3 separate regions of the Homo sapiens genome follow, and all the other regions are linked to region 1. Evidence: chromatin loops called from intact Hi-C (ENCODE). Cell type or tissue: lower leg skin. All regions are shown on one strand. Each heading gives the region's core, and the rest is flanking DNA. Links, peaks and the distances in the headings are about the cores only.

The links. Hi-C counts contacts between places; a loop is a spot of excess contacts. Peaks named below come from ENCODE experiments on the same cell type or tissue, not always from the same donor. Only the 100,000 strongest peaks of a DNase experiment are listed, where the experiment ranks them.
Region 2: it touches region 1 in a loop (3.0-fold over the local background); 51 of 110 quality-filtered maps call a loop at or near these places.
Region 3: it touches region 1 in a loop (10-fold over the local background); 108 of 110 quality-filtered maps call a loop at or near these places.

Annotation. Positions count from the first base shown.
Region 1 is chr5:135,460,313-135,470,702 of GRCh38, forward strand. No RefSeq gene overlaps it. Among named protein-coding and RNA genes, the nearest start is that of TIFAB, 13 kb to the left of the region's middle. RefSeq lists a silencer at 5,864-6,003 and an enhancer at 6,204-6,253. In lower leg skin, for the core only: no CTCF peak of the experiment used is centred there; a DNase peak (open chromatin) is centred at 6,019.
Region 2 is chr5:135,825,154-135,835,543 of GRCh38, forward strand. SLC25A48 (solute carrier family 25 member 48) reads left to right here and starts at 9,510. Exons shown (of 8, transcript NM_001349336.2): 1 at 9,510-9,740. The coding sequence starts at 9,695. LOC107986453 (a long non-coding RNA gene) reads left to right here. Exons shown (of 4, transcript NR_171171.1): 3 at 572-842; 4 at 1,313-1,429. RefSeq lists an enhancer at 8,475-8,976. In lower leg skin, for the core only: CTCF peaks have their summits at 5,146 (motif pointing left) and 5,351; DNase peaks (open chromatin) are centred at 4,185 and 5,108.
Region 3 is chr5:135,547,183-135,557,572 of GRCh38, forward strand. No RefSeq gene overlaps it. Among named protein-coding and RNA genes, the nearest start is that of NEUROG1, 16 kb to the left of the region's middle. In lower leg skin, for the core only: a CTCF peak has its summit at 4,860 (motif pointing left); no DNase peak of the experiment used is centred there.

The DNA of each region.
Region 1 (10,390 bases), core at 2,991-7,990:
ATAGGCCAGGTGTGAGCAGCCCAGGGCCCCGATGGCTGCTCCACAGTGTCGGCAACCCAGCCTCCTTCCCCCTTGCCACGCTGCCGACCCTAGAGCATTGCCCTTGCCCATGTGGCCTCACATGGCTCACCCCCACCATACCCACATCCAAACAGGGGGAACTGGCAGGGGGCAAGCGTGGAGCACATCCTTTCCTTCGGAAGATGCGTCCTGGAAATTGCCCAATCACTTCTGCTTGCATCCTGTTGGCTGGTCTCAGGGAATGGCTAGTCCTAGCTGTCAGGGTGCCTGGGAGCTGTGTGATCAATGACAAAAGGAGGGTTCTATTATTATAGGAGAAGGGGAAATAGATATTGAAAGACAACAGGGTCTCCTTTTCCCAGCCGAACTGCAAACTCTTCAAGGGTTGGAAAGACTTCTCAAGCTTGCACCTCACCCTGTTGGGCTCCCCGGCTGCAGATTTGTTCACTGAGAGAGACTGATTGCTGAGCCGGCTCCACAGAACTGCTGCACTGAGAAGTGCCATGGTCAGCCCTCCACGTTCTCAGAGTGCAGAACAAAAGCCAAGAGCCAAGGACAGCAGCATGGGGCTGGGGTGTTGCTGTGGGGAAGACAGCCCTGAGAGAGAGGACTGGGAGCTGGAGAAGCAGATAAGCAGCAATTGGAGCATAGCTGATGGACAACCTTTGGATACACAGAAAGGGATGGCTAGAGGGAGGAAATTTAGTTTTTGAGATTTTTAAAATTTTTACATCAAAATATGCTCTGAATGTTTTAGTTCTCTTCAATGATTGAGCCTTCCAAAATGAAAAGCTTTGTTTTATTTTTATATCCCATTTTGAAAAGGTAACATATTCACATAGTTCACTTTTTTTTTTTTTTTTCAAAATAAAAAGTAGAGAGGAAAGTCTCTCTCACACTCCTCCCCACAGGTAACTGCTGTAATGGTGTCCTGTGTATCCTTCCAGAGAGTCTTGATGCGAGTACAAGCACACATGAATCTATATTCCAGCCACCCCACTCTGTTCCCAGCACTGTCTGCTGCCTTGCTTTGTGAAGGTATCCTTAAGGCCAGCAGCTCCCATTCTCCCCAGCAGTTTCTCACTTTTAACAGTTTTCTCCCTGTCCTGTGATATTTCACAAAACGAACCCAAGCCATGACAATAAATATTTCATACCTTTCGTGCATGACATGTTTCACATATGCTTTACAAACGTGCGTTTTCATTCGGAATCGAATGTTGAGGGAAATATGTCTTTTCCACATGGCCACTACCATAATATAAAAAGCATTTTCCTCCTCCCTCTGCCCCAGGGGGGATCTATATCATGAAAATGGAAAAGTGATGAGAAAATGAGCAATCCTGCCTACAGAGCTCTCTCCAAGTAGTTTTCCAGAAGCTCCCTGGGACTGCATCACCTCATGAGCCATAAATCACCAACTGGGCCTGGGCAACTTGTCACCCAGTGGTTCACTTAGTGACTTTGGCTGTTTCTTTTTGTTGGCCATTTACCTGAAGGGTGTCTGCTGTGTACGTGTTGGGAACCTACCTCAGAACCTGTCATTGGTGTTTGGCCTTTAGCTGTCTGCCTGCAATTGGCTGGCCATGGCATGGGATGGGCACATACTTTCCTATGGGCCCATCTGCAGTAAGAAGTGGCTTGTAGAGCTGCAGAGGTTCTAACTGAGGCTCAGGGCCATCGTGGCTCAGCCATTTGCAGGTAAGTTCTACTGCTGATGGGATTGCCACAGACCATGGAATGCCTCCAACACCTTTAAATCAAGCCTGGGGGCTCTCAGCTCAACCTTGGCAAGCCTTAATGTGTCTTCAGTGTAAGCCATGATCTGGTCCTCCTGGAAACAGGGAACCCTGGCACGAATGCTAGGGCCAGTGCTTGATAAATGCCACCCTTAATCTGCCTTCCTTTCCCCCCCATCCCCTACCCACTCCTGCTCGCCAACCCCAACACACCCAAATGTTGTTGGCAAGTATGACTTGGAGAACCAGATTTTTCCCTAGTCTCTTCTCTCAGATAACTTTCTAAAACCTCCCAGGCCCTACTCTAAGAAGGTATGTCATTATGAGTGCTAGGGGGCACTGTTGGGCAACTTTTGTGCACAGGAAATTGCCTGCTTGTGTGTTTTCAGAGGACGCGACGCTCGGTGGGGACAGCTGTCCCCACCCTCAGGCAGCTCTCAGGGACTCGGCATAGTTGCTCCCCCTGCAGGGCTAGAGCTACCTCCATGTCACCTCTTCAAGGCTGAAGGCTCTTGGAGGAATTAACTCTGCCCACCTCAGCTCAGGTGGAGAGCTGCCCTGCGAGATGTGAGTAGGGCTGCCTTTCCCTCCTCCCTTTCTCAGTCTTTAATTGACAACTGCTTGGCCTGGATGATTTTTTAGATAGGAGCTGAGGTGCCCCCCACCCCCGCCTTCCAACAACAGCACCCAGGAAAATCAAGGACACAACTTTTTATTCAATTCTGGTATTTGTTCTCATTGTTGGAATGATGAATGTCACAACTCTATTATTTGTTGGAAGTGTTTGTTGCAGACGTGCAGCTGCATCGGAATTCAACTGAATTCTGATGTTTTCACTTGGGAGAATCGAATTCCCCCATGGATCCTGCAGGGAAAGTGGTCCTAATGTTCAGGACAGGCACCCCAATCAAGCTAGGAGCCACCTGGATTTGGTGCCTTCTGCCTCAGTGGGTCCCTGTCCGCAAAGAAGAAACTAGCAGCTACTATGGGCCACACAGTGTGGTATTGTATACATTTTGTCCAAGTTGTCAACATTTTAAAATTGGAAGCCTGGAAATAAAACCCTCAATTTTTGCAGCTTCAGCTGAAAAGTCAGGAGATGAGGCTGGCCTGGGCTCGGGTTCCTGCAGGGCACTCGTCTGCTGGTGCAGACGCTTGGCGCTCCATCCCAGTTTGCCTCAGTTCCCCCAGTCCTGTTTCGTATATATTTATTTTATGTTCTAGGCTCCTGTAAGCCTTTGAGTTTGCAATCCTTTTGTGAGGTGTGGTAAACCCTAGTTAGCCAAAATGTAATTTTTTCCTTAGGACATGAGCCCCCGCAGAACCAAATAACAGAAATCACCATGAAGGAGCCAAAGTCTACACGTGAGTTGGGGCATGGGGCAGATAGCCTGGGTGGCTGGTGTTAGTTCCAGACAGACTGGAGTGCTCAGGGTCTCTCTATTGGGGCAAATCTCTCTGCTCCATCTTCATGTGGCCTTCTTCTCCGAGTGTGAAATCTCCCACCACCTTCCTGTGATGAGGATACTGTCGTTGTATTTAGGGTCAATCCAGATAATCTAGGGAAATCTCCCCATCTCAAGATCCTTAATTTGATCCCATCTTTTGCCACATGAGGTGACAGTCACAGGTTCCAGGGTTTAGGAAGTGGGTGTGTCTTTGGGGCCACTACTAAGCCTATCACGTTTGGCAAGCCTTCCTTCAGGAAGCTTGCATTCTAGAGACAGTCTGGAAAGGAAGGAGGAAACGAATAGGAATGGTGAGCATGTAGCTGCGGTGGGGGATGACTGTGCATTCAGAAACCCCCCCTGGGGAGATTCTGGTTCATCAGAGGCTGAAGGGAGTAAGGCAGCAGGCCGAGAGGTCCTGAGTGCAAATGCCCTGAAGCAGCAGCCTTGGTTAGACAGGGAACTGCCTGCAAGCGAAGGGAAGAGCAGTAACAGAGAGATGGCTGGAAACCAGGTGGGGTTAGATAGTCCTTGCAGGGCCTTTTAGATTCTGGTAGAGGGTTTGGATTCTATTCCAAGACAATAAAGGAGCTGTTGAAGGATGTCGGCTGTCGTGGGATGTGAGCCACTGAGGATGGTGCCTGAGATGGGGCAAGGCTAACAGATGCCCCTTACTCAGAGATCACCCCTTAGAGAGGTAGGGGTGGAATGGGAGGCTGCCTCTCTGGTGCACTATTGCCTGGCTACAGGCTTTGCTGGCCCCAGGTGCCCCTTTCGCTGGGCGCCTCCCGTGCTCCAGCCATGCTGCGAAAACTCAACACCCACATTTGTAACAGGGTGTTCTAGCCAAGATGGGACTCCAGCATTTTTGAAATCTCAGATCCTGTGCTTTTACCTTTAAGCTAAAGGTGAAGCTTTAAGAAGCCAGATTGCCTGGGTTTGAATCTGGAGACAGACACTTAACTATGTGAATGTGGGGGACCCCCATAACCTTCGTATACTTATTTTCCTCCTCTAAAAAATGCAGACAAAATGGTGACTGCCTCACAGTGTTGTTGGGAACTGGTGAAGGGATAAACAGGCACACAGCTTACACAGGATCGTGGACTAGGAATCAGAAAATCAATGTCAACCGTTGTCATTTTATTTTTATTTTACTTTATTTTTTTGAGACACAGTCTCACTCTGTTGCCCAGGCTGGAGTGCAGTGGCGTGATCACAGCTCACTGTAGCCTTGACCTCTGGGGCTCAAGCCATCCTTCCACCTCAGCCTTCTCAGTAGCTGAGACCGCAGGCACACATCATCACACCTGACTAGTTTTTGTTTCTATTTTTTTTTGTAGAGACCAACCTATGTTGCAAGGTTGATCTCGAACTTCTGGCCTCAAGTGATCCTCTTCCTGCCTCAGCCTCCCAAAGTTCTGGGATCACACACATGAGCCTGGCCCATTAGACTTTTAGTTTCTGTAGGAGGCATCTTTGAGAGCAGCCTATTCTTTGTGTTTTGAAAAAGGGAAAAAAATTAACAGGGCATTTGATTTTACATAGAAAAAGCCAAGCTGCAGCTCTGGGATGCAGAGGTTCCAGGCAGCAAAAGAAAAATACTGAGAGTTTTGTTTTGTAGAATCACAGCAAAGGTTGTCTTCACTCAGGGCAGAAATGTGAGGAATTGCAGAAATAGAAAGGAAGCGAGTTTCCTTACAGAGTCTCAGAAAGCTGGAGGAGTGTGTTGTTGGAGGAGAGGGCCATATGGTTGGGGCAGTCCCTCTTCGAGGGGATGCTGACCCCTTTGTGGGCTGTGGTTTCAGGACTTTGAGCCTAGCCGCACCCAGGAGCTAGTTTGCAGGTTTCCATCATGCTCTGTTGTTCTCTCCTAGTATTATCCCAGTCAGGTCTGGTCCTACTTTGCTTTAAGATGTAGCAGCAGTCTTGACCACGTGTGAGCCGAAGCATTGTGGGGAGCAGTGGGGCCTGGGAAAACTTGTTATGAGATGTCGAGAGATCACCCGAGATAAGGAGAGTGGGGAGCTTGAGTCAGGAGGTGAGATGAGGGAATACCAGCCACAAGCTGGTATCGCCAGGGTGGGCAAGCTCAACCTGTTGATTCCCAGGGCACAGAGGGAGGGGAGCTGGATGAAAGTTGGCCATACGATGACCAAGGAGGATGAAGGCTGGGTCTCTTCTGCTATCGGACACTAAAGGGCAGCCAGACCCTCGGGAACAGTGGGTGTCTGGCATCTGGGTTACATCTGGCTTACATCCTCATAACTATCCTACCATGGGGTACTATCATGGGGCTTGTTTTACAGATGGGGAAGCTAAGGCGCAGAGAGTAACTTGCTCTCAGTCACACAGCTGGTAAGTGGCAGAGTTGGTATGTCCACTGGGTCTGACTAACCCCAGCCCCTGCCGGTCCCCCAGGGAGCAGGCCCTTGCCCCGGTTCTGCAGGAACTGCAGTCATTGGCTCCTGCTCAAAGCCTCCCAATAAAGAGAATTTGGGGGAAATCCCTTCCGCAGGAGAAGCTGGTGAAAGACAAGCCCCCTTCCTGGATATTCTCAGCACAATTCAGGACTTGCTAATTACTCCTGGGCCCTACCTTTCTCTTCTCAAGTAGGCGGCAAAGTTTACTGGTGATTGCGAAGTGATTGCAGAGCGGTTGGAGAGTGAATGGATCCGGAGCAGCGTAGCAAACAGCGCAGTCTGGGGGGCTCCATCCCGCCGCAGGGCCAAGGCCTTTCCTGCCAGTCCGACGAACTGCCGGTAGATGGCACTCTGAACCCGTTCCCCGGCCCCCTCCACGCCCTGGATCCGCCGTCTGCGCCGGTGCGGGACTCCCCGGGAAGCGCCTGCGATTTCAGAGTAAGAGCTGTTTCTGCACTGCTCCAGTCCTGCATTTAACAGACGCTTATGCAGCACCTGCTGAGTACCAGGGTCTGTCCTGTGTGCTGGGTGTTCAGCCTTCCTGGGAGAGGATATACAAGGCCATCGCAGGGCCACTGCAACTCAGTGTGACCGCAATTAGGACCGGAGAGCACTTGATTTCTAAACTGCGCCTTCTGGAAGATTTCTAAACTTGCGCCTCCTGGGAAGAAGGCTAGAGTTAGCGTTGCCGCAGGGCTGTGCCTCAGACGACCAGGCACGACCAAGCACACAGGTGGTGCTCAAGAAATGAATGGGAGTAGATGAGGGCATTCTGGAGACTGCATGGAGAGCCAGGGCCTGCCGTAGCAGCAGCACCAGCAGTGGCGATGGCAGCAGCGGGGTCGTTTCCAGGGGACTTGTTCTTTCCGGTTGCACCTCTAGGCTCTGCGGAGTTTAACGACGAAGCTCAGCCTGGGCACCTTCTCTGGAAGATGGGTGCCCTAGCTCTGAGGGCGTCCACCGCAGCCAGGCGTCAGGGCTGGCCCGGGCCTCTGCAGGGAGCTCCAGCTGCAGGGAGCCCCCAGAGGAAGCAGGGGCGGCAGGGAATGAGTGGAGGGGGGTGGGGTTGCCAGAAAGAGGGAGGTGCTGTCTGCATTCAGTACCGATCAGGTGGCTGGCACCTTACTGAGCCTGAACGCTGAGCGCTGTCTCCTACGCTGTCCTCACAGCAACCCTTTCCAGAGATGTTCTCGTCCTCGTTAGGCATATGGGATAATGGAGGTTCAGAGAAGGCAAATCTCAGGCATGAGATGAGTGACCCATCAGGAGAAGCTGAGCTGTGAGCACATGGAGTAGGGTGCGTGGAGAAGACCAGGGTCAGGCCCCTCCTTTGCTGGTGATAGAGAGGGGGCCTGTTGTGGGCCGCTTGTGAACATATCAGTGCAAAGAAGCCTTCCACAGCAGCAAGCGAACACCCGCCCGGAGTCAGGCCAGCTCCTGAGCACAGGCGCCACCAGGCTCCACCCGACTCAAGCCCCCAGATCGGCTCTCATTTCCCAACAGAGTGCCTGGCTACCCAGGCTCATGGCCTCCGGGGACCACAGGACAGAAAGTGCAGAGGGTAGGGTGGGGAGGAGGGTCAGTAGGAGGCCTCCTCTTAGGACCTGCAGTGCTTCTGGGCCTCACATAGGGTCATCCACCTTGGAAGACTCCTGCAATGTCGTTGGCCTGGTTTCTGGTTGAAGTAATGTGTACGGCCTGATTCTGAGCCCAGGTCAACCAATGATGACTGCAACCCACCCCATCTCTAAACTCCGCTCCCAAGAAACTTCTCAAGAAAAAAACACCGGCTGCTTGAATACTCTCCTAGGCGCACTTCATCCCCTTTTTCTTTTTTTTCTTCCTTCAAATAGTTCATTATTTTGCATGGAGATTTTGCTTTTCTTTGACTATTTTTTTTCATATATAACCTGATAAAAGGGCTCCCGTTATTTCAGAATATATTCTGGGCCCTATTCTGTGCTCAATTACACACCATCTATAGTTGATTTTCATGAAATTTAAATAACAAAGGGGGACGCTTATGTCATTTCTTCCTTATAAAAATACACCCTTGAAATCCACTCTCACTGGAAAGCTGCAGCCTGTCTGCAGTTTAACAGCTTGTGTGTCCAGGGGTACACACTGCCTCATTAGATGTGCATGCAGAGGGAGGAGTGTCTGAGTAATAAGAGCTAAATTTCACTCACTGTCCCCAAGTGGAAACAGACTGCCTGGAATGCCAAACTATATCCTTCAGGGCTCAGCAGCATCTGCTGGTCTCTGCAACACTGACAGGCCATGGTGGGCTGATGGGGCATTAGAGATGCATCCTGTGGGCCATGGATCCAAGGAGGGTGTGTGTCTGGAGGGACCTGGAGTGGATGGAGGCTGCCAGTGGACCAGGGAGGAGCACCCAGTGGCAAGATATTAAAAACTCAAACTGCGCCTACCCCTCATGAGCCCCTGATGGCGGTCAGCACCACGAGGACTGCATGCTTCATAGCCCAGGCAAAGGGAGAGTGGGAATCCTCCAAGGCTTGACCAAAGTCCTGGGAACCAAGGTGGGGGCTAAGAAACAAGAAGGACCTCTGTGATGGGGCTACTGGTGGAACTATGGGGTGATGCTATTTGACATCTAACTCTAAGTTCCCCTCTTCTGGGTTGTGTTCTCCATATGGGGTTCTGCAGAGGGCATGTGTCCTGATGGGGGGCTGCCCAGGGCTGCTGAGAGCACAAGTATCTGGACTTGGGGGTGTGTATGTGTGGGCAGGGAGGGAGATTCTGCCCCAAACCTAGCCTTCAGATTCCCTACATCCCAGAGCCCACTGCCTCCCACCCTCCGGGATGGACTTTCCACAGAGGAACTGAACTGGTTTGCTCCAGTTCCTAATATCAGGGCTCTGCCAGTGGGTCCACTTTCCCGCAGGCTCCATTCACATAGTAGGAAAACTTGATTAAGTGTATGAGTTTCACAGGAACTTCCTGCCTCTGAGTCTCCCCTCAAAGAAGCCAAAGCACAGCAGAACATCCACAGTCATAGGAGCCACTTGGGTTGCACCTTAGGGCCTGGACATGACCCAGGGCCACTTGGTATTTCATTCACAGGGGCTCCCCCCACCTCCTTGGGCCCAGCCTATGATCCTAACCATGTTGAGCTGGGGTCTGGTTCTCCTAAGGGTCTCAAAAGCATCTTGGAGGAGGTGGAACTTGGGTGGGCCTTGAAGGGTTTGGCACCTAAGAGGACATAGTGGAGATGTCTGAGTCGAGGAACATGTGGGCAGAGGCCAGGAAGTGAGGAAGTAGGACTCCAGTTTGGAAGAAGAGAAGAGGGTCTGTGGCAGCTACATTTGGAATGGATGGTTAGGAAGGTCTCCCAGAATTGTAAATCAGGATGAACATATGTGATATTGTAGGATTAGGAAAAAATTCTACAACAACCCTTAGCCACTAACTGTTGTTATAATTCTTGTTCAGATGTGGGTGCAGGTAGTATGGGCAATGTGTGGGCAGTGTGTGAGTCCTGTACTACCTGGACCCACAGCTGAACAAGAATTATAACAACAGTTAGTGATTAAGGGTACAGCCTCCTTTAAATCAACTAGGAGGGGGAAAACATCAAAATGAAATACAAACAGAAGCAAATAAACCTAATTTGTACTTCCAAGGAACAGAATAACTATACTAAAGGGAGAAAAGGAAAGCCAAGTAACTGTTGGACCCAATACTTTTGACTACATACCCCCAGTGTAAAGGCAAAGAAAGCTGCACACCAATATTGAACTCTACATAGAAAGAGTGCCTTCACAGTGTTATGGGTATAGCCATATACTGTGTATTGTAAGATTGAGCAAATGAATGAATGTATTAAAGTCACAAATAGTGAACTGAGGAAGGTTTGCAATAATTCTATGGCGTTGAATTGGAGCTGGAAGATTGGAGATATGCACACACACACAGAGATAGATATATATATATATACACACACGTATATGTACATATATAATACATATATTTCCTAGTTCTGTATAATGAAATGGTCTAGAAACAATAAAACCACAGTAGCAATGAGCACACTTACTCAGATTTCAGTTTCTAAATACCATTGACGAATAAAAAGAACCAGGGTTCCTTGTAGGCTGTCTGATTTCAGGGCTGAGACAGGAAAAGTACAAGATGAGCCTGCAGCGTCTTGTTACGTCAGAGAATAAGGGAGTATGCAAAAAAGGATGGAGGCATGAAAGGACAAGAAAACCAGCTTGAAGAGGCTCCCACAAGCTGCATCTGGAACAATTTAAACATCAAATAAATGATAGTATTGTAACCCGGTCGAATAAAAGAAGAATCTATGAGTCTAAACTGGCATAAATAAATTAACAATTAATCCATGAATAGAAGGAAAAGCATTTCTGTATAGTAAAATGCCAACTAACAAATGCAGAAGGAATGATGGAATTCAAAAATCACCATTTTGCAAACATTAAGTTATTAAATAATAATATTTGCAAAACCAATTCTTGATTCAGGCAAAATCATCAATAAATGCTCAAACTAATGGGTGAAAGTTTGATGAGGATCAGGATATTTATGGTCTCAAAATACCTTTTCACTTATTAGTTACAAAGGAAAAATAGTAGCTTCACAGTGGAGAGTCCCGGCAGACTCTACCTTAACTAAATGATCAAAATTAACATCCCCAACGTGGAACAATTCAGCATCAAGCACCTTCTGATAGGATACACATCACTTCTTTGGTATTCCTGCCAAAACATATAACCTG
Region 2 (10,390 bases), core at 2,537-7,536, 360 kb after region 1:
ATTTATTTGGTCCTTATGACTTGCTAGGCTCTCAGACAAATGTTTCATTAGCATCATCTCATTTAATCCTAATAGTAATCCTATAAAACAAGCCGTACTATTATTCCCATTTTATGAATGAGAAAACGAGTCTCAGAGAAGTTAAGTGACTTGGCCAAGGGCACATAGCTAGCAAGTAGCAAACCTGGGATTTGACCCGAAGCTTGTGGTCTATAACATTCCTAATCACCACCATGCAGCTGGGCACTGTGGCCCATGACTGCAGAGACAGAGGAGGCAAGGCCGGTGGGTTTTAATCCCAGACACACCCCTCCCAGCAGGGTGCCCTTGGATGGGTGAGTGACATTGCTGAGTGCTTCCTGGGCTGTAGAGCAGACATGGGCCTGTCCTTTTCTGGGACTGCCACTGTGGTGTTGCAGGCACAGGCTGGTCCCGGGTATCTGGGCCTGAACCTGGGAGGGGGGCTTGCATCGGGCTGACCTTCCTGTTCCTTCATACCCAGGCTGCCTCGGCACACTAGGACCTCATCTCTGGGTCCCCACACTCACTGGCCTGCTGCCCCGTCCTGCAGGTCTCGGCAGAGTTCCCCCGTGACAGTGACCGGGATGCCCCTCTCTCCAGGGACCATGGTCTTTATGCCTCAGGATTTGTGCATTACTACAGAACCCCTGAGGAGGGGTTACACACTAGCCCTGGGCCTCCTGCCTTTCCATCTGGGAGCCAGGGGCCCTCAGGGGCTGCCCAGGGCTGGTGCAGTCACACCACGGGGAAGCCGGAGCTGACTGCAACAGAAACCACTGGAGAGCAGGCCCCCAGCACCCACTGACTGTCGAGGGATGAAGGTGATTGCGGGGAGGCTCCCAGAGGTCAGTCAGTTTGCCCTGGGACCAGAGCTGGCCTGGGACCCTGGCACTCAGGCCTGTATTCTCTCTGTCTCAGTGCCCATGACCATGGATGAGGGGCATCCTACCCCCCTTACCCAGCAGAGCCAGCAGGAAGAACCCAACCCTTGGCAGATTCTCCCAGCCCCTCTCAGCCCACCAGGCTGCTCCCTGCCAGCATGAGGTGTCCCACTCCGCAGGCCTAGGGTTTGCCTTTCTCCTCAAGCAGCAGAGGGGAGAAACTCAGCCTGTGCCCCATGTTCAGCCACTCCACCCCCAGGAAGAGACCCATCCCGCCCCACGCTGCCACCTTCCTGTTCTCCTAGCTGGAAAAACTGCCACATGAGAATTGAACAGCCACACCAAAAGTGGCTTTGGAGAGAAGTGTCCATCTTGTCCAGCACTCTGACCTCAGACCATTCCTTTTGTAGCCTGACCCAAGCTCAGACAGAGGAAGCAGGAGCCACCTGAACAACTGAAGGGTGCAGACACCCAGAAGCTGGTTTTGTAAATAAATCGTGCACCTTGGCGCTGGTGCACTAATTGGATGCTTTGGAGTAATACTTGCAGCTTCCATTTATTAAGCATTTACTTTGTACTAGGCACTTTACAGAGATCATCTCCATAATCATGGGTTGTAGACACTGGTGTCATCTCCATTCTACAGCTGAGTAAACAGGCTAAGAGATGTTACATAGGGTGCCCGAGCTCACACAGCTAGCAGACAGCCGGGAACTGTGGAGCTGGGATTCACACCAGCTCTGTCTGACCTCGGGCCAAGTACTTAAGCACCTCCTCACTACATTCTTCCTCAGTGGGTCTATGCATAGCAAGAAATGAGCCACGTGCTCCCCTAGACCCATCTTGCTCTCTCTTTTTCCTCATTGCCTCTGCACCTTTCCTTCCCCTGCCCCTGCCCTTGGGTAGAGCAGGTAAGGATGGTGACTCTGCATGTGTCTGCTAGGCCCTACCTCCTTGGACCTTGTGGACCTGTTTTCTGGTGCTCCAGCCCAACTTCCAACCCCAGGCTCACCTGGTGAGTGGCTGAATCACACTGGGATTTTGAGAGTATATGCTCATCCCACCTACCCCGGGACCAGACACTTAGATGCTGATTCCTGTTTGAAAATCCTTTAGTGCCAGCCACACTGGCATGTCCCAAGTTCACAGCCTCTCTGTCCCGTGGCGCTGGTTTTGTGTCTCCTCCCCGGGTGTAGGTTCTTTGTTTGCTTTGACACTCACACACCTCTGACCACTGGATCCCTGCTCCTCCACCCGATGGCTGCTTGTCTGGAATGCCCTCACCTGCTCACATGCTTCCTGAGGATGAGGACTTTAAGAAAGAGAGAGAAATCAATCGGTCACACTAGAGTTACATCAAAGAAATTCTTTTTAGAAAATCTATTTTTTACTATTTCCAAGGCACTCCTATGACTTCCCATTGGGTTTGGGGATTTGGGATTTGGAGTATGATGGGAGTATGAAGAAATAAAGGTACCCTTGCCAGGAAAACTCGTCTTTGTTCTTGGGGTGAGGCAATAGGACTGTTCCCTTTATTTTCCATAAGGCTGGAAAACTCTTCCCGACTCCCCTTGCATTCTCCCAACTGGTGCTGCTCAGGAGGTTCCCTCTGCCTCTGTGCCCTTCTCCACTGCTCACAACTTAGCTTGTCATTTTAGTTTGGGGCCTCATCGAGGAGCTGGCATCTGTGGGCCCTCACTGCCCCCAAAGGAACAGACAGGTTGGGAGGTATCCAACCCTCTGCCTCTGTGCCCTTCTCCACTGCTCACAACTTAGCTTGTCATTTTAGTTTGGGGCCTCATCGAGGAGCTGGCATCTGTGGGCCCTCACTGCCCCCAAAGGAACAGACAGGTTGGGAGGTATCTATGTCTATGGTACAAACTGGGGCCACTCTCTCCTTGTGCAGCCCAAGCAGGGTCCGAGCCATGTCCCCTCCTCTCTTCCCATGTGTGTGCCATCCAGAACCCAAGGAGGGCCGAGAGCCCTGCAGTAGCCTGTCAGCAACCCCTTGGCGAGCTGGAGGTACCTCCCCTGCTCATGGGGATGAAGAGACCCGCCAGAGGTTTCCCATGCTGCAGAGCTCTCTAAGGGAGTAGTTTGCAGGAAAGATTTGGTGCAAAAGAGATCCCAGATAAGGGGCTGGCTCAGCTGGAAGGGCAGTTTGCTTCTGGCCCACCTGCCGGCCTTGGCTGGGAGCTGTCCATGTGCTAACACAGACGTGAACACTCAGGACACACAGGTCATAACGATGGAGAGATTTGACTTGCTGGGTGTGTTACTGCGTGCCAGTCATGGTGCAGAGTACTTGACATGCATTGACTCACTGAGTGTGTTAAGTGCAGCTTGAGTGAGGTACAGTTATCACCCCCATCTTACAGAGGAGGATGTCCAGGTGCAGTGGATTAAATGACCCAGTGAGCTCCTGCTGGGGGAGGCTGAACTGCCTGCTCTCAGGTGCTGAGGAGGATCATAGCCCTTCTGAGGAGCTGGACAGGCACAGGCCTCAACTTCCCAAGGGCAAGCCCACCAGTTCCCTGCAGAGAAAAATGCTGGTTGCAAGGAGCCTGAGCCAGCCTCAGCATGGGCTATGGAGGTTCATCCAGGTGAGATACAGCTAGCCCCAGAGATGGGCCTTTCATCCACTCGCAGAGCAGCAGCAGGACTGAGGACTGCCTCTAGCCTGTAGACGCCACTGCCCACAGAATCATGGCCTAGCCCCTTTCCTTGGCATTCAGGGTCCTCAGGAGCCAAACTCCAAGCCTTCCAGCTGCCCCTCCTACAGCCATGGGGGCTTTGGGTGAGCAAAACTCTTCCCGACTCCCCTTGCATTCTCCCACCTGGCACTACTCAGGCAGTTCCCTCTGCCTCTGCACACTTCTCCACTGCTCACAACTTAGCTTGTCTTTTTAGTTCCAGCTCAAATGCTGCTCCTTCCCGAGACTTCTGGGTTCTGCCCTCCAAATTTCCTATGGTCCTGGCCTCTATTTGAGGTCAGGCCTGATGTGAGATTTATGGGTCTCCCCCAGCCCAGCAGCTGATGTTTGATGACTGCATGATAGAGGAGAATGCCACATGGCAGAAGATGGAGTAGGCTGTCCCCAAACACTGGCTCTTCTGTCACTGTCAGCACTCAAACTCCTCTGAGTCCCAGGGAGTTTAGCATATAGCAGGTGCTCAGCCAGGCTTTCAGATGGGACCTTGACAGCAGCACGCAGCAGGGTCTCCTCCTACACTCCTACAGAAACCCCTTGATTCCAAACCTCTCCAACCTGGGCTGCCTGGTCCACTGACCTGCCTGGCCTTCAGTCAGGCGGACAGCAGCATTTCCTATTCTCAGATGTCCGCAGAGCCAGCCTCAACCCGCAGGTTGACTCTGATGGAAAGAAGCACATATGATTTTCAAGCTGATATCGCCGCGGCCCAGAATTTCAGACTTCTGTGGACCCACAGGACCTTGTCAGGAAAGAAAGGATAGAGGGCAGCCCAGGGCACTGGGATGGTATTGGGGAAGGGATGTTTTCCCCCTGATTAAACTGTTGCAGGAGTCCTATGAATATGGCACAGTTGGACAGTGTTAGTACCATCACACTGATAGTGGAGAAACTGAGGCAGAAAAGTTAGGGCATTTATGCAGAGGGGTGGGGGTGGGGGCAAGGGTCTTTGGGAAAGTCACTTCTACTTCCCGAGTCTTGGCTAGGAGGCAGCACTTTTTTTAATAGCATGGACCCTGGAGTCAAACAGCAGGTGTGACTTCATCATCCTCCACTGACTGCTGTGTGGCTTTAGAGAAACTGCTTGACCTCTCTGGACCTCATTCTTCTCACCTACCCAAGGAGAACTTGCGTCAGAGAATTCAACAAGATGGTGTAAACGGAGCATGCAGCACTGGGCCAGCTCGGAGCCCTGAGGTGGAAGAAAGCCTGGGACATTCAAGGCTTCGATAGATCTACACAGGTACAGAGATTGGGGTGTCGCCTCCCATCCAAGCACACAGTACTCAAACACCTTAGATGGGTTCTCATCAAGCTTCTCCGAGGTTTGCTCTGGCACCTCAGACTCCCCTCTGAGCCTCCTGGGCCAGCATCTCCTCCACGGCCCACACATATACTGAGTGTGGCTGTCTGCCAGCCAGTGCCAGGCAAACCGGGCCAGGAAACTATCCAGAATGAGCAGCCACGCTTGTCTTTTCCGCCCGAGAGCCTCAAGCGCTGCGCAGCAGCGCCCTCTCCTGGCGCATCTTGATGAGACCTCCGCAGCTGATATCCCCGTGGCCAAGAATTTCAGACTTCTGCAGACACCACCTAAGAGGAGATCGTCCTTACCTTCCAAAAAATAGAGGAAGAATTAAGGCCTGGACTTTCCCAAGATGCCCAGAGAGGCAGCAGCAGCACTAGGACCAGAGCCCAGGCAGCCCAGCTTTCCCGCCAGCTGCTTCACCCCCTCACTTCACAGCCACTTACCTCTGCTTCTTGACTGCCAGCCTCAAGCTGAACAGGTGATGGGCCAGATTCAGTCTGCACATGCTCTGCACATACTTTCCCAAAGTGCCATCAACAAAGGAAGAAATCCTGCTCCCAATGAGAAGCTCGAAAATCGTGTGCTCCTTTTCCTTCCCATCAGAGTCAAGGAGGGAGCTCAGAGCTCCCGTTGTCTGAGGCCAGTGCAGGAATGATGCAGCTGGGGCAAACACTCAAAGAAGAAAGACAGCACAAGCCCGTGGTCCGGTTTCATTAATCCTTTGAACTCGGTCCTGAGTAATTGCTGTCTGCCTGCTCTGTGGCAGAGCCCGAAAATGTCACGGTGGCAGATAGGTCAGACGGGTCCTATCTATCTTCCTGGAGCAACCAAGCATTGCACAAGGACTGAGCGGCATGGTGAGAGTTGGAAAAAGAAGCAGGGGTGCCTTGAGAGAGGGCAACCAGGTCGTGACCTCCTGTGAGGGGCCTGGGGAGGCCTCCTCATGCAGAAGATGCTTTGGTATAGATCTGAAGGAGGTAGGAGTCGGCTATGAGGAGGGCAGGGAGAGGGAGCTGCAGGTGGAGGGAGTGATCAGTGCAAAAGCTCTGTGGGGGAAATGTGGCTGGTACCTTTGAGGGCCTGAAAGAAGCCGGGCTTCTGTGATGCTCCAGGAAAGGCCAGGGGGAGTCCTCACACCTGGGAATGATGTGACCACCTCTTCAGCTCTGTCTTGTATCCAGACACCCTCCTTGTCTGCCAGCCACCAGCAGGACCTTCAGACTTTTCCCCATGTCTCCTCATTTAAGGCCCAGCGGACTAAGCAGTGACTGACTGCCCATCAGGCCTGCGCCAGGCTCTGCAGGTCCAGTGCAGAATGAGGCAGTACCCTCTTCTCAGTGGGCTCACAGTCTGGATGGGAAGACAATCAACCACTGAGTCTGACAGCAGAGATACAGATATGCTCAGAATATTCAGGAAACACAGATGAGATCTAGAAGATACCATGTGGCATAGGGTGATGAGGAAGGCCTTCAAGAAAGGCCTGTCAGGAGGTGACAGCTGAACTGAGTCTTAAAGAAGAAGGGGGCAGGGATTAGCCAGGGGAGGAGGGAGAGGGTGTTCCCCACAAGGGAATAGCATGTGCGCAGTCACACACATGCACAGAATGTGAGACATTGAGGTGCAAAGTGGAAAAGCAGCCAGACCCAGTCCTACTGAGCTACACACAACACACTGGGGAATTGGAATTTATGCTCAAGATCACAGAAAGTCATCAAAGTTCACTAAACTGAGCAGATTCAAAGTTTCAGAAGCTCACTGGGGCAGTAGGACAGGGGCAGAGGGACCCAGGAACCCGTGTCCACTGTGATCCAGGCAGGGCAGTGGCACAGGGCTGGGCTGAGCCACATTCGGAGACAGCAATGAGGGCTGGGTGTCATTGAGGGGATGGACACTCAGGACTTTGCGGCTGGTGGGATAAGACCTTGGGAGAGAGAAATGGAGGATGGCATCCAAGGTTCTGTTTTGGGTGGCCACTGGGTGGAGGTGTGTTTCTCTAAGTTGAAGAGGCACTGGCGGAGGAAGAGAGAGTTCATCGAGGGATGCGCTAAGATGACCCGAGCCACCCAGGTGGAGGTGTTGAGTAGAGGGATGTCTGGACTCTGAAGCAAGGTGTGGGGGTTATACGCTGAGAGATGGGAGGTACGGGTGGGTGAGGGTCCAGATGGGGCCCTGAGGAATTCACACCTAAGCATGAGAAGGGGCCATGGCACCAGGGAAGAAGATGAGAAGAGCTGGAGAAGCAGGAGGAAAGCTGGGTGAGGGCAGGAATCTGGAAGCAGAGGGGAGCAGGCGGCATGGGCAGCGCCTTCACTGCAGCAGGTCAGGCATGGACAGCTGACCCAGGCCTTTGCTGCCCGAGTGTGGCAGGTGGACATGGGGAGGGGATTGTTGGCTTGCCTGAGAGAGTGGTTGGGGAGGTGGGAGCTGTGGGGCTGTGTAGACTAAAGGTGCAGCCAGGAGACTCCAAGTTTGGAGAGCCTTCCCTGATTGCTTCCTGTAGAACGATGGACTCCCTCTCCAGTGCTCTTACAGCCACCTCTGTGTAGCATCTCAGATGGATTGTCTCCTCTCAAACAGAGACTTTCCCCAAAGCAAGGCACTAGCACAGACTGATGCTCAGGAAATTGCTGTGGCCTGAAAGGGTAAATAAGAAATGGGGAGTGGGCCACTAGTTAACAAATGCTATCAGCATAGCCCATCTGCATGTCCTGCTACTGAGGAAAGTGCTCTGAGAGGTCATCATTGGGGAAGGAACTGAGGGAGAAAGAAAATGGGGTTGCTTTCTGGCCCTAGTCATGCAGGGAGTGGATCTCTGTGGAGTTTCTTTCTCTCTGTAATGGCCAGTAGCTGCCCTGCCCTCTCCCGAGTGTAGAATGCAAATGTGAATGGCAGCACACTGCAAATGGTGCTCTGAAGTGCGAAGGCCAGGAAGAAGGGATGGCCTGGATCCTGGCCACAGAGCCAGCATTCTGCCTGGGCTCATAGCCCTGTGGTCTGGGATTCTCCAGGCCTGGCCATGGTTGCTGGTAAACCTAGGGTCCTCCCCTCACTTCCCTGGGTGATGCGCCCCATGGGCAGGTTTGTGGCATGCATATGGGAATGGAGCACAGTAATTCATTTTGGAAAGCAACCCACTCCTGCTCTGCTCCAGCTCGTTAGTAGTTCAAGCAGCAGCTTTCTGGGCCTGGGAGGCCATCCTGGGCTGCCAGGGACACTGCCTGCCAACGTAAGACCTCCTCAATTGGTGCTGACACAGGACTGAGGGGATGACAAACTGCCTGGCACCCCTTAGGTGGTCTTCCAGAGGAGTGGGTTTTGAGAATTGTCAGGCTTTCCACTTGTGGATGCATTCCAATGGTGAACTCAGTAAAAGGCCACTCTTCAGAGACCTGCATTTCTCATAGCAGCCCTAGGCATATATCCCGGGCATGACAGGGCACAGCTTGGGGTTGATGCTGATGGCAACTCTGAAGCCTCAAGACTGAGTGGGTCACCATAAGCAGCAGGAAGTTGAGGTGCCGGGATGGGGTGTGATGCTTCCACTCCTCCCTGGAACTTTGCAATACTTCCCTAGCCAGGCCGGCGACTCCATCCCGGGCTGTCCTCTCCCGATACAGGTCCACTCTCTGTGTGCCGGGGCAGGGGAGGGAGTGATGCTGCAGGAAGGTCCCTTCACCTCCAAGTCCCCACTCCTCAGTGGACAGGCCTTTGTAGGATCAAGCTTCGGTGGTCAGGCTCTGTCTTGCTTTGGAAGAAGGAGGTCTGGCTGGCTGTCGCTTCATATTAACCTGGATGACGTGACATGAATATGCCCAGTGGGACAAGAGCAGGCCCAGCAGAGGCCCCTTCCTCCTGACCATACCCTTCACCATTCTTGTCAACCTTGGGGTGTCTTGGCTGAGACCCACAGCTGAGTCCCTGCTGGAAACTAGCAGAACGCTGGGGGGCTTCGAGTCTTCTTAGGAAGGGAGGAAAGACACTCTCATTGTAATCAAAAGCCTCTCCGCACAGCAGGCCACTTCTCCAGTGAGCACGGACCCCTGGCCTGGGGCCTGGCTGAATGTAGGGTCTGCCTACAGAGAGGGAGTTTGAGGTACAGAGCACCACCTCTGCCTTCTGTTGGCCCAGGGCGGACAGTGTAGGGTGAGCCAGGGCCAGGCAGGGAGCTGGGCCCCTAGAGAGCTGTAGCTGAAAGTTAGACATGACCCTGAACCACCAGGTGCCTGCTCTAGGCACGGGGTACTGAGTGGGACATGGCTGAGATGAACAAAAAGGCATCACTGCCCAGAGTTGGGATGGGAGAGAGTCCACAGCTGATTGGAATCAGCATTGTCAGCACAGCACAGTACAGGGAGATACGCGCATTGCCGTCTCTGGATGGGCGGCTGGCACTTTCAGTTCAAAGGCGCTGAGGCTCTGAAGTTGGCAAGGAAGAGGATAACCCGGAGAAGGGAGGACTAAGAGAATTTCACTTGATGACCCTTGCCTCTTTGTGTCTGGGATGAGCCGCGCGGAGCGCACCCTTATCCACCCAGAGTGCTGTGCCTTTAAGGTCCACTGGGGGCGTGATGTCAGCCGCCCTCCGGCACTTGGAGAGGTGAGCGCGGCAGCCCGCGCAGCCGGTGACTGGGGGACTGGGTTTGGAGTAGGACCTGCGGCGTGCTCGAGACTCCGACTTCGGTCTTGCGGCGCGCTCGCGCCCGCGGGCCATGCCCCACTGACTCTAAGTGGGCACTGCCCCGGCTCCGGGAGGGCGAGACCGAGCGCCGGCCATGGGAAGCTTCCAGCTGGAAGACTTTGCGGCGGGCTGGATCGGAGGTGAGTGTGCTTACCGGGGACCCCCGGTCAGAGAGAGCGAGCCTGGCGGAGTTTGCCTCTATGCTCTGAGGAAACTTTGCCTCTGTGCGCTGCCATCCCGCTCCCCGTTGTGCGCGCAGCCTGCTTTGGGGAGTGCCCGGCCCCGAGATCCCCCTGGTGGTCTTGCAGTTGCCAGGGCTAAATTCTGAGAGCTTCACAGCGTTTCGGGCTGAGCTTCTGATTTGCTCATTAAGTTAGGATCCGTGGGACTTGATGAGGTAATGATTAAACAGCTCGTCAAAGCCCACAGCCAATGGAGGCTCCTGGCGGCGCACACACCCTTCAGTGACCTGGTGCACACCTGAATTGCGGACGTGGCTCGCGGGAACTTATGTATGAGGGTAGCGCTTGGCTGCTGATCCCGGGGCGCAGGGTGGTGGGAGCCAGGCTTCGAGATTAGGCCGGCCCAACGGGGCGTCCCGACTGGAGGGAGCAGAGCTCTCACAGCAGGGAGCGGAGCGCCGGCTGCAGGTGCCCATTGCCAGGCTGCGAGGAGCACTTATTGCCTTCAGCCGCCGCCAACCGTCAGCCATCGCCTACCTCCAAGGCCCCTTCTCCGGGCACTGTTGGGTCTGCTGATCCCTTCGCCACAGCTCCCGAAGCCACTCTTT
Region 3 (10,390 bases), core at 2,521-7,520, 86 kb after region 1:
AGATGCCTGTGGGTGGAGTCTACAAAGGTGACCTCTCCACATCTGCCCGCAGACTACCCCTTTTTCTTCTGCACCACCCTTTTCCGTACCCTCAGTGCTTGGCAGTGCCTAGCTTTTTCCAGGTGCCTGTTTGCATGAGCACTGGGAGTGCCCAGGGCCAGGATGCTCAGTGTCAGTCCCTCTTCTTGACTTCATCATCATCACCATCATCATTCATATCCTTTGAGTATAGTTGACGCTCAAGGGATATTTGTGGAGGGAATGGATTTGTGCATGGGCACCAGGTGTTCATGCCTGCATGGGTGCTGACATGCATGGATACATGCGTGCACATACATAGCTCTTCCTCACCTTAAGGGGAGAAGAGAAGGGCATGGGGTGTTGGATTGCACCACTTCTCCAGGATTACTCCACCTCCTATAACCTGAGAGTTGGCCCACAAGTTGGCACCAGCAGCCCCAGGCCCTCTGTGATGGGTGCTCAGCACTTGGCTAGAAGAGGGCTTGCTGGGTGGGTGTTCATTCACCCATTCTGTGGTTGTGTGACTTTAGGAGATAAAAGTGGAGTGGGATGGGAAATGGAGGCACCGTAATCTGTGGAGGAGAGGTCCCTAATTACCCCTGCTGCTGGTGGGCGTCAGGCAAGGGCAGATAGAAACCCTGGCCACGCCTTTGCTGCTGCGGATCACTCCCATGGCCACAGTTAGTTGTCACCAAGCTGTGCCAAAGCCCTGGCCACATGATACTCTTTCTGCTCCCTCAGACGCCTCCAGCCTCTTCTCTGGACACTGAGGGAGAGAGAAGTGGGGAGTTGTCACGGTGACAATACCAGCTCTCAAAACCACAAGCTGCTCACCGCAACACCTGCTACCACCCAGAGAGGTGTCCTGGAGTGGGATCTGGGAGGTGGCTCTCTTAGGGTTTGGCACAGGGTGGGGTGAGAGTGCTGGGAACCTAGCAGGACCAGATTTTCTGCTAATTTGAGGGCTACGCAGAAAACTTTGTTTAGAAAAGCAGGAATCTTTCTAGAACATCCCAGTCTTCCTTCTTTCTGGCTTTAACAAATATGTCCCAGGTGCCTGTTTGCATGAGCACCAGGAGTGCCAGTGTCAGTCCTGCTTGACTTCCTGACTCCATCATCAGCATCACCATTCAGATTTGTATAAAACCATTTGTAAACTAGTTTTGTGAGGGAGACACTCAGCTAAGCCCTCAGTATGTGGATTATATTAAATCCAGACACAAACCTGTGACTGGTGTATTTTGTCTGCCTTTAAAATATGGGGAGACTGAGGCTTGAGGAAGTTAAGACTCATGTCCAAGGTCATAGGGCCAGCAGGCAGCAGAGCCCGGGATGGAACTCAGGGCTCTCTGGCTTCAGTGCCCATGATCTTCACCATTCACCATCCTCCTTCTGCCCCATTATGTAAACACCTGCTCTGTGGCCAGCTCCAGCAAGGTGCTGGGGCCGTGGGGATGGAAGCCGTAGTCCCACTCTGTGAGGGAGGGCAGTCCTCAGCTGTGGAGGTGGGTAGGGCTCTGTGGGGAAGGTGGAGAAGGTCTGTGCTTGTCTGCGGGTTGGCTGCTCTTGTGGGGAAGGGCCCTGACTATGGGCACACAGGGGACATTGCTGTGTTTGGAGCTGGTCTCTGTTCCTGTTATCTTGGTGAGAATTGGGAGGTCTGGGTTCCCTCTGCTACCTGGAAAAAATCCCTTTTTGAGCCTCATCTTCTGAATGTCAAAAAGAGATGATGAGGGTGGGAGGTGGAGGGGTATAAAGGCATCCTCCAGGGACTTGGAGACCAGCTAGAGATCTCCAGGATCCTGGGAGCAGCACTGCCTTCAGCTGAGATCTTGGGGAGGCAGCTCCATGTGTGATATTAAACTATCTGCTCTCCAATCTGTTTTCCCTACCCACACAGGGGGTCGAGTTTATGAGGGGCCCAGAGAACTAAATGGGCAGTTTCTCTAAGCAGTGGAGGGAACATTCGGTTTGGTGTGGCATTCATGGTTCTAGAGTTTGTGGGCTGTCCTGAGCTTCTTGTCTCTATGTTCCTGCAGAACTCAGCATGACCTTGGCACCAAGAGACCCTAGGTAGCATATGTTTATAGATTCAGAAGTTGTTCATTCAGTTCTTTTATTCATTCATTGCCATGCTGTTTAATCAACTTTTTCTGGGTAAAAGATCACTTAAATTCCCCACCTAAAACCCTTCAAAAGTTTTTCATTACACTTAGAATACCTCTGTGTCTTCATTTTAAGTGTGATTAACAAGGCTCTGGATTACCTGACCCCTGCTGACCTGGGAGGGAGGTGGTATCTCAGCCTCATCTCCAGGTCCTCCCCCTTTGCCCTCTGAGCTCCAGCACACTGGCCTTCTCTGCGTTTTTCACACTCCCCGGGGCTTTGCACTCGTGCTTCCTCCTGCCTGGAGTGCTCCCTGTATTGCTCCTTCTCAGTCTCCAGGTCTGGCCTCAGAAGCCCTCCTGATCCTGGCCAAAGCCACCCTTCTGGCCCCAGCAGTCACCCCCATCGCATCACACTGCCTCCACTAGCAAGTCAGCTGGGAGCAGTTTATATATTTGTTTACCTGTTCCTTGTCTGCCTCTTCTACTAAACTGAGAATTCCACATGGTGGCAGTACCTTGTTTAGCTTATTACCTCATGTTCCCAATGTCTAGAACAACTTTTGCCACGTAAGAGGTGCTCAGTATGTTTTGTCGTTGAATGTGGACATGGATCTAACGTGTTTTAAATGATAAAGTGACTGCCCTGCCATGACATATGGAAGCTGGGAAGCTCCAGTCAAATCTGTCTGAAGGGGAGAATGAAGCCTGTGTGAGTGATTTGCTCCACATTTGTGAAGCTATGTGCTTCTAAGTGGGGTGTGTCCAAAGTGAACATGGGGCATGAGGATGTTTTCTGACTTGGTGGACAGAATATGGAAGACCTGACTTCCATAGGGTGATTTTGTGTCAAGCATGCACCCATGGGAGTCTCTGAATCATATTGTGTGTGCTCAGAGGAACCCTCTGCACTTGCCAGAGTAAATATGTCTTTTCATTGTGAAAAACAGCCATGCAAGCAGCTTCTCACAATGTAGGAAAAGACATGAACAGGGTTTCCAGTCCACATCAGAATGCTCACCAGGGCCAGGGAAGAGGAGGGCCTCCTCAGAGTGAGAGGGCACAGAGCAGTGGCTGAGTGCGGGGCACACCTGGGTCACAGCATCAGCAGCAAGAGGCCTGGAACTGGCTTTAAGGAAAGCCACTTGTGAGCGCACCTCCATCATTCCCAGGAAGCACCCTGAGGTATACTTGGGGTGGGGGAGTGTGAGGAGCTCTGGCCCCATTCTAAGTCCTCAGCAGCCCTCTGAGTTGCTCCCCAGCACTCTAAGTCCTGGCTCTTCCCCGTGAGCACTGGTGGTGGGTCAGCTGAGGGCTGGTGGGAAAAGACTCCACTCCTGCCATCAGAGAGGTGGTGGTTGGCCTGGGGACAGGAGGAAAACAGGAGCATGCCAAGGAGCCAGTGAACGAGATGCAGCTCTGCTTACACATGGCCATGCACTCACCTGACACCCGCCAGCCACTGATGCGCCTCCCAGGGGCCGGGGTCACCATGTGAGGTGCTGGGAAACTGGAGAAAACTTCATGGAGCTGCTGTCATGGAGCTCACATTCCCATGAGAAAACAGACCCCAGTCACATAAATACACACTTCTGATCACAGCAGGTGGCAGCAAGTGCTAAATGTACAGGGTGACATTGTGGGGAAAATCAGGAGAGACCTACCGCAGCTGGGGTGGCAGGGAAGAACTCTGAGATGACTTGAAGCTGAGACCTTGAAGGATGAGAAGGAGCCAGCCATGGGGTAAGCTAGAGGGAGAGCATTCCAGGCCGGGCACTAGCAGGTGCAGACTCTGGAGCAGGAACGAGCTTCTAGTGTGGGAAGAACTGTGGAGGACCAGTGGGTATTAAGAAAGCCTTGCCTTGAATCCCAGCACTTTGGGAGGCTGAGGTGGGCAGATCACCTGAGGTCAGGAGTTCAAGACCAGCCTGGCCAACATAGTGAAAACCCGTCTGTACTAAAAATACAAAAATTAGCCCGGCATCGTAGTGGGCGCCTGTAATCTCAGCTAGTTGGGAGGCTGAGGCATGAGAATCACTTGAACCTGGGAGGTGGAAGTTGCAGTGAGCTGAGATCGCGCCACTGCACTCCAGCCTGGGTGACGGAGTGAGACTCCATCTCCAAAAAAAAAAAAAAAAAAATAGCTTTCAGGAGCACAGGAGCAGGATGCAGAGACAATTTTGAACAGACTATGCATAGCCACATAACATGGACAAGAACAAGTGTCTGCTGAGCACTTACCATGTGCCTAGCGCTGTGCAGATGTTGCACACAGCGTCTCATTTCCTCCTCACACCAACTCCACAAGGTGTGTGCTGTTACACTCCTTATTGTGCTGAGGGCAATGGAAGCTCAGACAGGTGGAGTCAGTTGCTAGAGGCCATTGAGTGGTGGCATCGAGTTTGGAACATAAGTTTGATTCAAGAGGCCAAGTTCATAACCACTAGGCGATTCTGTCTCCGATTCTGTCTCCCCGTATATAGGGCAATACAAACTGCCACACACCTGCTCAATGGAATGGGACGGAAGAGGGTGATACCAAAGAAAATTGCAGTGAGGACCTTGGGCTGTTGGAGGGATTGTGTAGAAAGCTGTGTGGACAATCACACGAACAAAAGTCATCATTGAAGCCACATCCCACCCTCAGGAGTTTGCTCTCTCAGGAGGCGGCATCCAGCAGAGCTAGCGGCCTTAGCTGTCCAGAGGTGGAGAACAACGCCACCTGTTGGTTGAATAAGATATGGCCGCACAACAACTTGGCATTGATCTGTCACCCATGAAGTGTTTATTAATCATCCATTGGGTACAGGACCCACAGCACTGGGCTGTATGTATAAGACTGTGGGAAGAGAAGTGGGATGAGAGGTGAGGGGAATGCAGGAGAACTTGGAAGCACAGCTCTGCCGCGCAGAACCGAAAGGTGTGAGTTGGAGCCTGGGCCGCCCATTTCTGTCCTTTCTTGTGGGTGCCTAAAGATCTGTGAAAATAAACTGAAGGAGAGCGGAAGAAGTGAGGGACCTGGATTGGCCTGAGAAGCTTAGAGAGGCTCCATCAAAGAGGCAAAACCTGAGCAAGCAAGGACTTGGAAAAGCAAAATGGTATTTCTGCACACCTGTGAAATGATGTATGTACAAGCTATTTGCTGCAATGTTATTTGAAATATAAAAGTTGGGAATGGCCCATGTGTCCATCAGTAGAGGTGTGGGAGAATAAAGTATGTAAAAAATGAGCAGGCTCTTTATGCGTTGATATGGAAAAGTCTCCAAGGTGTATTGAAAAAGCAACAACACAGCCAGTTTCTCTCCACCTCAATTCCAAAGAGGTGGCTTTTGCTGCTTATTTTACAGGGGGAGAGGTCACAGTGTAGTTGGTAAGGTCCCCTGATCTTCTGCCTATACCCTGCCTCCATTATCTGCCACTGTCTCAGGCCTAGCCTGGTCTGTCCATATGAGCAGCTATGGCACTGCACTTTGGGTGCAGAGAATGGGGTTGGGACCATGCCTCAGTTTCCATGAAACTCAGCTTCCTGTCATGACATAAAGCATGATGGGGGGAGCCTCCTTGGCTATTGCCCCTGCTCCCCAGCTCTTATAACTAGGCTGCGTTTACCTATTTGTGAAATGAGAGGGTTGGGCAAGGTGACCTGCTGGAGGCCTTCCAGAATTTGGTCTCTACAGCCTTCGTGTTGAACACTTTGGAAAGCTTATGACACTTCTCAGAGAATGGGGTCCAATGATATTCTGGTGGGTGTGGCCTCCCCCTCTTTCTGTTACAGTAAGAATGACCTCCCTCTGAGCCTTAGCTAGAGACAGTGTGGCTTCATGGAGAGAGTATTAGACAGGGGGCTGGGGAGGGAGGGCGTTCTAGGCTGTGACTTTGCCCCTTCAGGACCTCAGTGTCTTCATCTGAGTCACTAGGAGGTGGGTGGACAGGGCCCTCCCCAGCCTTGCCTTTGTAAGAGGCATCCTTGGTTCTATGGTGGCAGGTGCAGAGGCCAAGTCCTCTAGCTCAGCTGATCCCGGTCAGTCTCTCTCCCCTTAGCCTCGAGATGAGTTTGCTAACACATCTGGTGAGAATGAGTTGGAACTCTGTATCTGTGCAAGTGTCCTGCCGATTACTCAGTAAGTGCTCCATAAAGGGAGGATAGGAGATGCAGCAAGGATGGGCTGCAATTGAAACTTTAACATTATCTCCAGGGATTTAGTGTATAAATAAAAATAACAGGCTGGAGAGAAGCCAGGTATCATACATCTCTGTTTCTAGACCACACCATATTATATTATGAATTAATATTTTTTAAGAGCCTGACAAAATCTCAGAGATCCTGTGGCAAAATCTCATTAGTTTTGCAGGAGTTCAAATCATTTATTTATTTCATGTAGACCAGAGATGTGACATTTTGCTTTGGCATTTTGTCCTCTTGAGGACCTCAGCAGATGGGCATGGCTGTTGTCTGAGGGCCATTGATGGGCTCTCTCCCAACCAGTGGGCCCAGCTGCTGGGGAGCTTCTAGAAGTTGATATGCAGCTATGATCCCAGATGGGACTTGGGCTAAACTTCCTCACCTGGCACAGCACTGAAAAGGAGTGATGGAGGAGGAAGTGAAGGTGTCCCATGAACTTTTAGGTAACGTCTTTATTTGGAGCATTTCCAAGCCCTGCATTCACTCTGGAAATCATTTGCCACTTCCAGGGAGCTGTTTGAGCAGCCACGAGGTGGAGCTCAATGCCTGCCTCCCAAGGGCTCCTCTTCATTCCCGGAAGCCTTTTCCAGACGGGGAGGGTTGGGAGGTGGGTGCAAAAGACTTGGAAAGAAAAGTGCCCAGAGGGCAGCTCACCACCCTCCCTCGCCCCTGTTCCTTGATGGGGATTGTAGAATCTCTGCCTTGAAGGGAAATCTCTTCTTGACACTCAAACCAGACCCCTTCTGCCCTGCCAAGTTAGCAGGGGTTTCCTTTCTTCTTTCTGTCCTTCCTTCCGTAAACTGAAGCTTGAAGTGGGTGCCTCATTCTCAGAGCCGATCTGGGGCAGTGTCCAGCTCCCAAGTCTACAATTTCTCCTAGTGTGAGTTTCTCTTTGTGTTGAGGTGGCTTTGGTATTTTCCTCAATGGATTGCTGCATTGCATGATTCCACGAGGCAGTTTTGTTTTTTTTTTTTTTTTTTTTTTTTTGGCAAATGTTGCTCCCTGAAGTCGTGTAAATATGGCAGTCAGTTATTGTATCCCACCAAATGGAGAACTCTGTACTTAGCAGATACTCTAAATATGTAAAGAAAGAAAATTATTGCTATTAAAAAAGACCTGCTTCCTTTTAAAAAAGAAGTATAAGCACAGGAATAAAAATCAGACATATCAAAAGAAGTATAATTAAAAGAAAGGCCAAGTGCAGTGGCTCACGCCTGTAGTCCCAACACTTTGGGAGCCCAAGGTGAGAGGACTGCTTGAGCCCAGGAGTTCCAGAAAAGAAAGTCTCCCTCTGCTGACTTCAGCTGTCTTCCCTGGAGGCAACCAGTTACTCGGGGGCTCCTCCAGAAATATATGTGCTAGAATGTGCACAGAATTGTGGGTGCTTTTTAAATTCTTAATTTATTTATTTTTGAGGCAGAGTCTCACTTTGTCACCCAGGCCGGAGTGCAATGGCGTGATCTTGGCTCACTGCAACCACTGCCTCCCGGGTTCAAGCCTGTAATCCAGCTACTCCTGCCTCAGCCTCCCAAGTAGCTGGATTACAGGTGCCCGCCACCATACCCAGTTAATTGTTGTATTTTTAGTAGAGATGGGGTTTCACTATGTTGGCCAGGCTGGTTTCAAACTCATGACCTCAGTTGATCCACCTGTCTCAGCCTCCCAAAGTGCTGGGATTACAGGCATGAGCCACCGTGCCTGGCCTTATTAACTTTTTACTTTAGCATGGCACATTTGTTATAATTAATCAATACAAAGACATTATTATTATTATTGTTATTATTTTTGAGGTGGAGTCTTGCTCTGTCACCCAGGCTGGAATGCAGTGGCGAGATCTCGGCTCACTGCAACCTCTGCCTCCTGGGTTCAAGCGATTCTCGTGCCTCAGCCTCCCAAGTAGCTGAGATTACAGGCACCTGCCACCATGCCTAGCTAATTTTTGTAGTTTTAGTAGAGACAGGGTTTTGCCATGTTGGCCAGACTGGTCTCAAACTCCTGACCTCAGGTGATCCGCCCGCCTTGGCCTCCCAAAGTGCTGGGATTACAGGTGTGAGCCACCATGCCCAGCTGAGACATTATTATTAACCAAACTCCATAGTTATTCCAATTTCTTTAGTTGTCACTAATGTCACTTTTCCGTTCCAGGATCCCATCCTGGAACCACATTGTGTTTAGTCATCATGTCTCCTCAGGCTCCTCTTGGCTGTCGAAGTTTCTGGCTTTCTCTGTTTTTGATGACTGTGACAGTTTTGAGGAGTACTGGTCAGGTATTTTGTAGGATGCTAGAAATGGGCATTTTAAATGATAATACATTGTGTCAAACTATCCTAAAGAATGCCTGGACCAACATTACTTTTGGATCTCAGGATTCCCCAGCTGGGTTTTTGTGTACAATCAGTAGGTGACTGGAATAATAAAGAATAGAGTGTGGAGTTCCATTTTATCTGGGGAAATTGGTCAGAGGACATTTATTTGGGAGCAGCCCATCTGGGTGGGTCAACTGAAAGCTTCTTGAAGAGGAGGAGGAACATTTCCTACCTCAACATCAGTCTGACCTACAGACTCATAGATCTTCTCACTAGCTGAGCCCATGCTTTGGAGAAGAGTAGGGGTGCCGGATGTTGGGGCAAAGAGAATTCATCTGGAGCCTGGCAGCTTTGGCTTGACTCCTTACTTTGCCACCTGTTAGATATGTGGTTCTTCAGAGCCTCAGAGCCTTAGGTTCCTCATCTGCAGAATAGGGACAAGTATTCCTATTATCTGGAAAGCTGGAGGGTTTCATGAAATAGTCACATATTTCAGGCTGGGTCTGGCATATTTTAGCAGCTCTAGAAATGATAGTTTTGATGATGATGATGATGATGACATGATGATGATTGGCCCAGAGAGGAATTCCAGGCCCAGAGAAAGCAAGAGATCTTTGCTTTTAGAAGCTGCTTATTCTTCATTGAGCTGGAAACACTCCCTTTCCTATCTGGGAGAGCATATCTGGAGAATGGACTTTTGGGATAAATATGCTCTTTTAGGACAAGTATATTAAACTCACTTCCACTGAGTGGCTTCTTCAGAAACCTGCCTGTATTAGTCTCTTCTCAAGCTGCTAATAAAGACATACCTGAGGAGGGGTAATTTGTACAGAAAAAGAGGTTTAATGGGCTCACAGTTCCGCATGGCTAGGGAGGCCTCACAATCATGGAGGAAGGTGAAGGAGGATCAAAGGCACGTCTTATATGGCAGCAGGCAAGAGAGTATGTGCAGGGGAACTGCCCCTTACAAAACCATCAGATCTCATGAGACCTACCCACTATCATGAGAACAGCAAGGGAAAAACCCACCCCCGTGATTTAATTACCTCCCACCAGGTCCCTCCCACAACACGTGAGGATTATGGGAACTACAATTCAAGATGAGATTTGGGTGAGTACACAGCCAAACCATATCACTGCCTTTCACCTTATTTTTGAGGACTGCAGTTGAGGCTTGTTTGTGAAACTACAACGCGTCGATTTCTTTGATTTCCAGGCACTTGAATTTAAAAAAACTTTCTGAGTGTATTGAATTTTTCCAAAAATGAGCCTTTTGGTGTTCTAAAAAAACCGGCTGATTCTACTAGAATGGGGTAGAAAATGGGAACTGCTCAATTACTCATGAAAATCTTCTGCCAACAGTTTCTGAACTCAAAGGAACAACCATGCGATGTGGAGGAGAAAATGGATCCAACGTTTTTTCCGGGGATTAAAAGTGAGTCGGAAATTGCCAGGACTTGGGAGAAAAAGGCTCTTGTTGAGTTCCCCTTTGAATCACCGAGTCCCTTTCTCTCAGAGTGCTAAGTGTTGAGATGCAGCGTCCTTACTGCCTAGAAACCCAACAAAGACTGGCTTGGTGGCTGCTTTCAGGTTTCAGTTCTATGTAGAATTTTAACCATGAAAAGATACAAAGATTGGTTTCTTCTGAGTCCTTAACTGAACACCACAAAGAGGGACAATTAGAGGGGCACTAGGCTACTGTCTCTCACCAGCTGTGCTGCTGCTGTTTGGAATCTTGGGACCCTAGGAGCCGCATGGGGTACACCATCCCAGCC